Linked DNA regions of Homo sapiens: region 1 is linked to region 2. A link is a loop called in an ENCODE intact Hi-C map of the cell type or tissue named here. Cell type or tissue: Calu3. All regions are shown on one strand. Links, peaks and the distances in the headings refer to the core of each region. The heading gives the core; the rest is flanking DNA. Region 1 has its middle 56 kb from the start of LINC01571. Region 2 overlaps LINC02911 (long intergenic non-protein coding RNA 2911).

The links. A loop is a pair of places that touch in the nucleus more often than their neighbours do. Peaks named below come from ENCODE experiments on the same cell type or tissue, not always from the same donor. Only the 100,000 strongest peaks of a DNase experiment are listed, where the experiment ranks them.
Region 1: it touches region 2 in a loop (3-fold over the local background); 1 of 110 quality-filtered maps calls a loop at or near these places.

Annotation. Positions count from the first base shown.
Region 1 is chr16:51,815,824-51,821,213 of GRCh38, forward strand. No RefSeq gene overlaps it. Among named protein-coding and RNA genes, the nearest start is that of LINC01571, 56 kb to the left of the region's middle. In Calu3, for the core only: a CTCF peak has its summit at 2,712 (motif pointing right); a DNase peak (open chromatin) is centred at 2,728.
Region 2 is chr16:52,048,451-52,053,840 of GRCh38, forward strand. All of the region lies in intron 3 of LINC02911 (long intergenic non-protein coding RNA 2911), which reads right to left. Among named protein-coding and RNA genes, the nearest start is that of LINC02911, 26 kb to the right of the region's middle. In Calu3, for the core only: no CTCF peak of the experiment used is centred there; a DNase peak (open chromatin) is centred at 2,151.

The DNA.
Region 1 (5,390 bases), core at 197-5,196, 230 kb before region 2:
TACTCTATAGGGCTTATCTTTCTTCTCAAAACATAAAATTCTTTTTGAAAAAGAAGAGAAGATATTACTCAAAATAGAAAATCTTTTAAAATTGTATCCTGGGATAATACTAAAATCTGAGAGTTTGAGGAGCTGAAGAGAGAGATATCACTTCTCAGAGAAAATTAACATTACTGAAGAATAATATGCAATATAATGATAATATGTGGTATGATATTATTATGTGCATTATGAAAATTGCTGGCTATTCATATGTCTCTGCAAAATAAAATAACATAAATATCTGAATTATTTGTTTTTGACCACAAAATAAATTAACACATGTGATATTCATAAAGTTAACATTATGCTTTATATATATAATATATATTATATGGTATGTGTTAAATATGTGATAACATATTCTTTATCTAGTCTATCATTGGCGGGCGTTTAGGTTGGTTCCATGTCTTTGCTATTGTTAATAGTGCTGCAATAAACAAACGCATGCATGTGTCTTTATGATAGAAGGTTTTATATTCCTTTGGGTATATACCCAGTAATGGGATTGCTAGGTCAAATGGTAGTTCTATTTTTAGGTTTTTGAGGAATCACAACACTGTTTTCCACAATGGTTGAACTAATTTACACTCCAATCAATACTGTATAAGCATTCCTTTTTCTCAGCATCCTCACCAGCACCTGTTATTTTTTGACATTTTTAATAATAGGCATTCTGACTGGTGTGAGCTGGTGTCTTATTGTGGTTTTGGTTTGCATTTCTCTAATGCAAACTTGATTTTAAATGATGCTTAGGGTAAGGTGCCTATATTCTTTATCCTTTAGAAGCTTTTGCAGGGTATTTCCAGGAAGATGTCATAATCTCTGAGATAGATAAGAATTAAATCGTTACTTTGAGATCACATACTGCCTGTCATTTAAGAGGCACTTTCCACACATTATCCCATTCAGTCCTCCTGAGATAGGTATTATTGCATCTATTTTACAGAAGAGGAAACTAAAAGTATTAGAAGGGAAAGAATAACTTTTCAAACACACAATACATATGTAGCCTGACCTGGTTCAATCTCAGATCTGTGTGTGAACTTAATTTCTACACTATGCAGACCCTCATCCTAAGGCTCATTTTAAAAAGAGATAAGATCCCATTGAGCTCTGAAATCTTGCTGAGGACAATCAGCAGGAAAAGATGGTCCTTGAGGACTTTTTGTGTGGTGTGTAGGACATTGTTTATAACAACAGTGAAGATTAGTCATGTAGGGACAGAGGCCTTGGCTGGCCCTGGAAGCTGACAGACTTAGGGCAGAGTGAATCAGTAAGGAGGAGCATGGTAGCTACAAGAGTACTTATCACAGCCTCTTCTCTCCTTGGAAGAGAATTAGGAAACATCTTGCTCAACATTCAAGCAGACTGCCTTTTAAAAAACTTTTATTTTAGGTTCAGGGCCACAAATGGACAGATTATTTCACTACCCAGGTAATAAGCATAGTACCTAATGGGTGGTTTTTTGATCCTTGCCATCCTCCTTCCCTCCATCCTCAAGTAGTCCCCAGCGTCTGTTGTTCCCTTCTTTGTGTCCATATGGACTCACTGTTTTGCTTCCAATTATAAATGAGAACATACAGTACTTGGTTTTCTTTTCCTGTGTTTGTTCACTTAGGAGAATGACCTCCAGCTCCATCCATGTTCCTGCAAAGGACATGATCTCATTCTTTTTTAATGGCTGCATAGTATTCCATGGTGTATATGTACCACATTTTCTTTATCCAGCCTACCATTGATGGGTATTTAGGTGGATTCCATGTCTTTGTTATTGTGAAAAGTGCGGCAATGAACATACACATATATGTATCTTTATGGTAGCATGATTTATATTTTATTGTGTATATACCCAGTAGTGGGACTGCTGGGCTGAATGGTAATTCTGTTTTGAGTTCTTTCGTTTCTTCAATGTCTTTTATTAACTTTGTCTAATGAGATTACGCCAATATAGATAAAGACAGATGTGTTATTATCTTGCCCTATACAATAGGAAATAATAAGTCTGCTTTTTAACTCTATATAATACTTGATTTTTTCAATAGGAAAACAGCAAATGATTAGCGCCATGTTTGGAAGTCAGTGCACATAAATGCTGTTTCTCGTAAGTGAGGTTGAAGGATGCGCAGTAACATGAGAGACTCTGTCAGGAAGAATATTTTGGGGAAAATAAAATATTTCTTATTATCCATCTGTACCAAACCCAGCTATTAGGATTGTATTAGTTTGTATCATGCTCTGCCTTCATGAATTCTTGGCTGAACCAGATCCCTCTAGCTTGTGATTTTTCCTTTTTCTGCCAGCATCCTATGGTCTTTGAAAATACCCAAGAAGCGGGAGAAGGGAAAGCCCTAATTCCCAGTGCCTAGCATGGTGTTGATGGGGAGTAGGCACCTGCTGATTGATTGACCAATAAATTATAAAAGGAGAAAGATGGAGTGTTTAAGCACACATTAGACCCAGTTAGGCTGGGTCTGTCTCCTGACTCCAGGTGCATGTAAGATGTATGGCCTTGTTTAGGTCACTGCACCTGAATGAACCTCATCTGTAAAATGAAGATGATACCAATCTTTCCCCGAAGACTTGATGAGAGGATTCAGTGATGCATGTAATGTACCGGTAAACAGAAGCTCCTGCTTCCGTAGACTTTTCACTGGTTGTTGCTCCATGGCAACCTACCAGAAGGGGGCACTGTGGAACCAGACAGTCTCTCTAGGAAACATTGAACTCTGGTTATTGCAAATACTTGACCTACTACTGCATTTTCTCCTTTCTCTTCTCCTCCTTCTTCTATAAGACACGATAAAGAAAACTTTCAAAGCATTTGGGGATGAAAAATTCAAAACAACCCTACCCTTGTCAGTACTGGTCAGTTGGTTAGTGTCCTGGCAGACCAGTGCAGTGGCTGGAAGCCATCAGCCAGGCCAGGGATATTTAAAGCTTTGCCTTCCATTCAACTGTGCCCTGATTTCTCCTTTTATAGGTCTGTCTTTCTCTGGCTCTGGGAGCAAGGACTGACTAATCCATATGTGTATCTCTAACATCTAGCTGGATCCTTAGGACCTAGTGGTTGCTCAATAAATATTTGTTGAATAAATGAATGAGAGAAATGAGTTAAGCTAACCACCAATTTGTCCATTAATTCACTTTACTCCTTTCAATTCTGCTGTTTCCCATAATCAGCAGAAACTTCTTAAGGAAATAGGGATGTTCTCACTAAAAACAAAAAACAAATACAACCTGTTTCCCTCTGAGGTAGGCACAAAAAGGTTCCAGCTCCTAGGTTAGATTATTATGAAACCTAGCCTGGTGCGGTGGCTCATGCCTGTAATCTCAGCAATTTGGGATGCTGAGGCAGGAGGATCACTTGAGGTCAGGAGTTCGAGACCAGCCTGGCCAATATGGTGAAACCCTGCCTCTACTAAAAATACAAAAAACAAACAAACAAACAAACAGCGATTGTGGCATTGTGCGCCTATAATCCTAGCTACTATGGAGGCTGAGGTAGAATTGCTTAAACCTGGGAGGCAGAGGTTGCAGTGAGCCGAGATCGTGCCATTGCACTCCAGCCTGGGTGACAGAGCAAGACTCTGTCTCAAAAAAAAAAAAAAAAAAATATATATATATATATATATATATATATATACATATATATATATATATATATATATATACATATATATATATATATAAAATGATGAAACTTTCCTTGGGAAATGGAGAAAGAAAATTAAAGTGGCAAGTAAGAAGAAAGGAATATGCCTGGCCTGCTGGGCAAGGTTAAGAAATTGGGCAGAGCTGACTAAGAAGCCTCACTTGGACAAAGAAAAGGCCTCCTAGCTTGTAAGGGTGATGCTGTCACAGCTTGGAACTCCTGATCTTGTGCATCCTGATGCAGCAGAAATTTCAGCTAATTTGTCCTATTCAAATGCCTAAATCTCCATCATCCTAAAATTCCGCTATGCATCACTATGGTTTCAGGGGTGATGTTCTGCATGGCTTGGTCCTTAAGGGCAGGGTGGAGAAAAATGCAACTGTAACTCTCCAGTTTTCCTGAAATTGCACTGTGATCTTCTTCAGTCTACTTTGCTTGGTGCATAATAAAAGACAATGCCCTTTGGAAGTGGATTTAAAGAAGAAGGCCAGGGCTTCTTGAGGCCATGGGTCTCTAACTCCTCTCTAACTTCCGAATGGTCTTTACTTCTGTGTGTCCTTCCAGCCTGGACCACCATGGCATGGGTTTCCATTAATATGTTATTTCCCTTTCCTGTTATCACAATATAAAAGACCTTTGTATTGACCTTTCTATCAAAACATCCTTTGTTTAGAATGAAAAGCTATTCACTGTTAAAGCCTTATCTATAGGGTTTAACCAGAGGATCAAATCCAAAGAGCAGAATTCGTTTACTTTGTATTAAATGAGCTCAGTTAAGAAGTCTCAATTTTGGCAGAAAGGTGCATTAATCACAAGGAAAAGAACAGATCTCGCTTTTCACAGCTTCTGGTTTACTTTCAATACAGTTACACAGTGAGGCTTTTGTTCGTGAAAAGTAGCACTGTATTTAAATACAGTAAATATAACAAAATTGCCTTCTTAAAATTACACAAGAGTTCCTCCAGCTCAGGATGCCCATAATGACCTCAGTGTTGCAGGACTAACTTTACGGCTTCAAAAAGGCTCTAAATTAGTTTGGACAGATGGGTTTTATCCTGAGGAAATCAATGAGTTTTTGTGAGTCTGACTTAATTTTTATGCAGCTAGCACTTTGAGATGAAATTAAAATATGTATGAAAAACATATTAAAGTTTCCCTTGGGTCCATCGTTGTTTGTACATTTACAAGGTGTTAAAGAGATGATTTAAAAACTAACTCTATAAGGGATCAATGCAAGCAGACCATGATTTATGGTCTTTCATGACATTTTTGACACTTTGAGCCTAATGTCTTGTGTGTGTTGAACCACTAATTATCTTTTAATTCATAAGGGCTTCATGGTATTTTATAAGTGTAATATAATATATAGGGTTGGATCACATAGAAGAGCTCAGAGAACAACATGCTTTACACGTTTGGTTGAGTGGGTAACATGTGTAAGCAAATTTGGGTCGAACCTGGCTGAAAAGGCTTCTTCAAGATGCTGTAAAACTGAACCATTGCTTTTACCTGCCCAATTCTAGAAAAGTCAAACATTTTACTTTTCTAAGGCATATGCAGGGTTAAGACCTTAGTAGATTAGAAATTATATTTCTAATACAAACCAAGAAGTTAAACAGTGCCTGGATTATAGTAGATACCCAGTAAATATTGATTGACTGAATCAGTAATTGAATGCAAACTGAACCAGAAATGA
Region 2 (5,390 bases), core at 163-5,162:
AGCGTGGCTAAACAGGGGTCATAAAAATATACTGATAAATTAATACCAAATTTCCAAATATCTGTGATATTCTTGTTTATGTTCTTGAATTATTATTAATGGTATGCATGGCTTAATTTCCTATGGAGTATAAAAGCATAATTGTTTTTATCATAGGGTCATAATTATCCATTGTCACATTGCCTTAGTTTATCAGATTAGCTCTTATCACACCTAGGAGATAATAAAGTAAGAAATGTTAACAAGACTAGGAAAATTGTGTTTGCTTATTCTAAGATGAAAGGAGAAAAGAAATGTTCATTACCTTGAGTATTTTCCAAGTGGACTCTTGCAGATGGTGCTCATAATTGGGAGACACTGGAAAGTTAGATATATTGAAGAGACTAAGGAATATAATACAGGTAAATCCTGTAGCACAGTGCTTAACTGTGGTAGGTCTTGGTAATTAATTGTTTTCTTTTTGGCTATACATAGAAAATATTTGCCAGAGCTGAGCCGGTTTGATCTGGCTTGTCCCAGGGAAGATAATTGTCAAGAGAGTTCTAAAGATGCCCTTACATTGATGCCATGTTGCTTCCCTCCCAGGAGGTGTGCAGAACCACTTAGGGCCATATAGTTTTCTCCTAGACTATGTAACCTACAAGGAGATTCCATTAAGGGGTACTTCTTAGACCTTCTAAGCTCCAAAAGGTCAAGGACAAAGTCTCTTTTTGCTCGCCATTGCATCTTCTACAGCACCTGGCCCAAAATAGGTGCTCAAAAATATTTTTTCAATATAAGAATGCTGAGTATGGACAAATCATATTGAACTGAACTTCTGGATCAGATGTCACAAGATAAACTATGTGCTTCATTGTCATGTGCAGGGGAAATTTATGTTTGGGTTCTGGGACAGTCTCATTCTTCTTCAATTAAATGGCAAGAAAGCATACCACTCATTCCTAGTTCTTAGGAGACCAAGAGTTCCCTTCAAAAAGGAGCTCTCCTTAGTGGTGTTTACCGAGAATTCCACTGATATCATGCTTGATAAGACTCTCTGACAGCAGAGCTTCAAGAGATCTGACCATAAAATCCTCCAAAATATGCAGATATTAAGCCCCTGACTCATTCAGGCAGTGGAAGCGTAATTTCCACCATCTTGACTCTTCCTCTCCTCCCTAACCTAGGGAAGGTTTGAGGAGTTGACTGGGAGTAAGTAATTTGAAGCTATTGATAGCATGGAAGGGAGAGGGAAGAGAGGCATCTGGTTCTATTATTTTCTGTCCATGCAGAAATTCTCTTAGACACAAGCCACCTTCCGCTTTTTGGCCATTGTTCCACATAGGTCTCGATTTTCCCTTTGGCTCATGCCTCCTTCAGGTTGGGTGGCTCTCAGGCTACTTGAGACATGCTTAACATTGTGAGATTTATTTTACTTCTTCCATGACACTGGGGCATGGTTATCTCTGCTAGCCTGTTTCAGGCCCTTCTTTGAGTTATCCAAATCCTCCCCTCTGTGTCCTCCTTGACCCTCACTTCCATTCCTAGCCCAAGGAAATTTTACCTAATCTAAGGAGAAGCTGACTCAATGCACTTTTTTTTTTTTTTATAACATTTTGTCTTCTCCGTGTTTCTCCCACATCCTAAAGGCTTAGTCCCTTAAAAGAAAAACCTGGAAGACATTCACTTTTCTTCTCTGCTTTCCACTCTTTCATTTCCTCTCTTCTATGGCTCCTTTTGGAGCAGAGAAAACCTAGCTTCTCGAATGAGGTGGGGTGATGTGTTTAGGGTGGGTAGGGGGAAAATAGAGGGAAATTGTGGTAGATATTTTTTTGAGAAGATGGCCACAATAAACCTTTCCATCCCTTTGCCCTGTCCCCCTGCAATGTGACTGCTGCTCCCTCAACAAGAGGTAGAATCTATTTCCCAACCCCTCTTGGATCTGGGCTAACCCTTTGTTTTACTTTGACCAACAAAATGTAGAGGAATTGATATTGTGTGATTCTCAAGGCTAGACCTCAAAAGTCCTTTCAGCTTTCACTTTCATTCTCTTGGCATGCAGTGGCATGATGTGAAAAAAACCAAGCTAGTCTCCCTGAAGAAGAGAGAATGAGTGAAGAGAGAAACTCAGCTGATGGCCAGCACCAACCGCCTGACATGGGGTGAGGTCATCTTGGACTTCAGCCCAGTTAAGCCACAAAATCACTGAAGATGCATGAGCTCACCTCAGGCAAGACCAGCAGAAAAACCCATTGCTGAGCCCAGCCTATAAGGCTTACCCACAGGATTATGAGAACACAAAATTACAGTTATTTAGGCCGCTAAGTTGTTGCACAATTTTTTATGAGGCAAGATACTTGATAGAGACATAAACACCAGGAAGAAAAACATTGGGTAATGTCTCAATGTATTATTACAGTACAGCTATGCCTTAAATTTTACTTCCAGAGATTTTAGCATTTTCTAATGTCACACTTATGGATTATATGTTAGGAAAGTTTACAACATTTAGAATTGGGGTTTCCCCAAGGACAGTGGGGAAAAAGGCAGAGGGTGGAAATGGCAGGGATGACATAGAAGTAGCAATAGTTTCTGAGAAGTGTAGGGAATAATGGTCAACTCAGCAAGAATATAACTGATATGCCTAGTATATGCCCATGTCCATGGTACTGGGATGCCAAAATAATCCCATTCATCAAAAATTTATAATCTACTTGCTGGTAGGGTGACAAATATTAAAACCAGTTTTCCTTCAAAACCAGAGTTACATCTTCTCAACTAATTGTGTATGTATGTTTCATGTTGAGAACATGTCCCTAGGGGTCTGCCTGACAGGGCACACACTGCCTCTTCTATCACTTTTGGTATATTACTGTAGCTCCCAGAGAAAGAGCTATCATCAGGAAGCATTTATAATACGTTCGTTGAAATATACCCAATAATTTACTTTCTGTGTAACTTCTATTGATCATGAAAACTCTTATGTGATCTGTTTGTTAGGTCTGGGCTTCCTTGATGATATTGATCAAGTAGATTCCTTTGTGAAAACCTACATTGATTAGTTTCCTGACAAGCTGTTAAGGCCACTTGCAAAGCTGTCACTGGTGATACTTGCAGTCGGAAGAGTGGGGCTCACCCATAATGTCTTTCTGAAGGAAGATTGAATGGAAGATAGATGAATGCAGACAACATTCTCTGTGCTGGGTAACCACTCAGTGATTCATCTCCCAGCTCCTTTTTCTATGGGGAGAAAATTAATATCCAGGCAGTGAACAATCTCTACAACAACCATGATTTGCAGGTTTGCTGAAAAATCCACATGAAACACAGAAGGCTAAGGGGAGACAGGTCTGGTCATTTTTAGCTGCCTTGTTCAAGCATACCTTTGGCAAAGCCATGCTCCTCTGCTCCTCCTCAGAATGGCAACTGCTCAAAACCCCACAAACAGCACTTAAAATCTGGATGGAAGACAATAAATATGCTTTGTCATCAGAAATTCAATGTGAACATGGGAAGGGTTAGAACAATAGGCCTCAGTGCTTTTTGACAAAAGAACACCAGATCACAAGCACAATGGACAGTTGGCAATGCTCATTTCTTTACAACTGAAATTAATTAATAACTTGTGCACTCAAAAGAGAACAAGAAGCTATATTTAAGTGCTGCATGTTACAAGAGCTAAGCAAGGGTCTCTAGTGTTGAAGGACAGAGGGAGGAAGAGGGTAGCTGGTAAAAGAGTCTGACTCTAGCTGGAGCAGCTGTTCCCAAAGCATGTGCTTTAGAACTTATTCCCCTGAAATGGTCTTCAACAGGGTTCCATGACTGACTAGGTTCAACAAACGTTGGAATTCCTATTAGTTTATCTGAGAAATCCCAGATAAAAGAAGTCTTCTTGGCTTACATGGGGTAGATATTGGTTAAGCTAGTTGTCCCTTGGGTCTAGTTGATAGAATTATTAATTCAGTCAGTGATCATTTCATTAACTCTGTGTTAACATAGTTTAGGTTGCTCACCTAAAAAGAATGACTGAGGCCCTAATTCTGTCACTCACTAACAATGTGACCTCGGGCAAGTTAGGTACTCACTCTGAGCCTCTGTTTTGAGGATTAAATAAGAGAATATGTGTATAAGTGATTATTCACCTGAAGATAATAGATTAACATTGATTATTAATTCTAAAAATGAACTTGTGCTTTCAAAGATGCTATTTTAGTATGTAGAATATTCCTGTTATTAAGGCAATGCCTCTATCTTTAAGGACGGAGCAATTGTATAAGCTAGGATGCTTAACCAATGATGGGACAAAGAAACAAAAAACAGATTGCACATCTAAGTAAAAACTGAAAGTATTACAGAAAGGGATTATTTTCTTGTTGATACCCAGTGGACAATAGATACAGCAAAAATGAAGTCAGAGCTGTTGAGTTAGTGGTTTTGTTTTTATCATGGGCTTGTTGACTGCTATAATAGAGGAGACCATGGGAACACTTAATCTTCACCTAATAGGCAAGAGGCCTGAAATTTTCTTCTATAGGTCTGTAGAGTTTTGTCTGACAGCAGCCATTCTGAACTTTGCCTTCTGTTACACAAACACCAGAGGCAGAAAGACAAAAAAGCAAACATTATTTCCCAATGGGATCCTCATCTGGGAAAGCAGTAACTTTTTCTTTTTTTTTTTCAAAAAGAAGGTAATCATACAAATCAATAATTTCTATGATAAATTATCATAGAGAATTGAGACTAGTAGTTAAATTCCAAATTTGTAAAAACTATAAAATAATTTTACAATCCCTATGTATTACATAAACCTCCTACTACTGTCCTGGGTGGGATCCGATAAAAAGGCATCTCTGTGTCCACTCCATAGCTGACAAATCTATGATTAGTAGTTATTTATCCAAGGTCACATAGATGGTACCAGAACACTCAACTCAAACCTGTGTCATGGACCCACCAAGTCTAGTCCTTTTATTAATCTCTAAAAAGTATAGCAATAACTCAAATTCAGAAGGCAGCAGAAGGAAGAGAGGTTAAAAATTTGCTCTGAAACTGTTGGGTTAGAGCCATCTTAACCCTCAGTGGGTTAAGTGATAGATGAGTCACCAGGGAAATGGGTGCAAGGGAGAATCTATCTCAGGAGAAATAAAGGTAAAGTCACCACAATCCAAGACTAATAGCTCTAGGATTCTCCTCTTCCAATTTGGACCTAACAGCCTCTCCCTTTCCTGAATTTTCCCAGCTCTCGCCCAAATTGACTATGAGCAGAACACTGCAACAGACTGTTCTCTGTACATGTGTGCAGCTCCCAAAATATCTGACATCACAGTTTTCAAATAGAGAAATAACAGTTTTACTTGTCTACTTGTTTTATTTTTAAAAATCTTTTTGTCAGATGAAATCTTTTGTCAAGT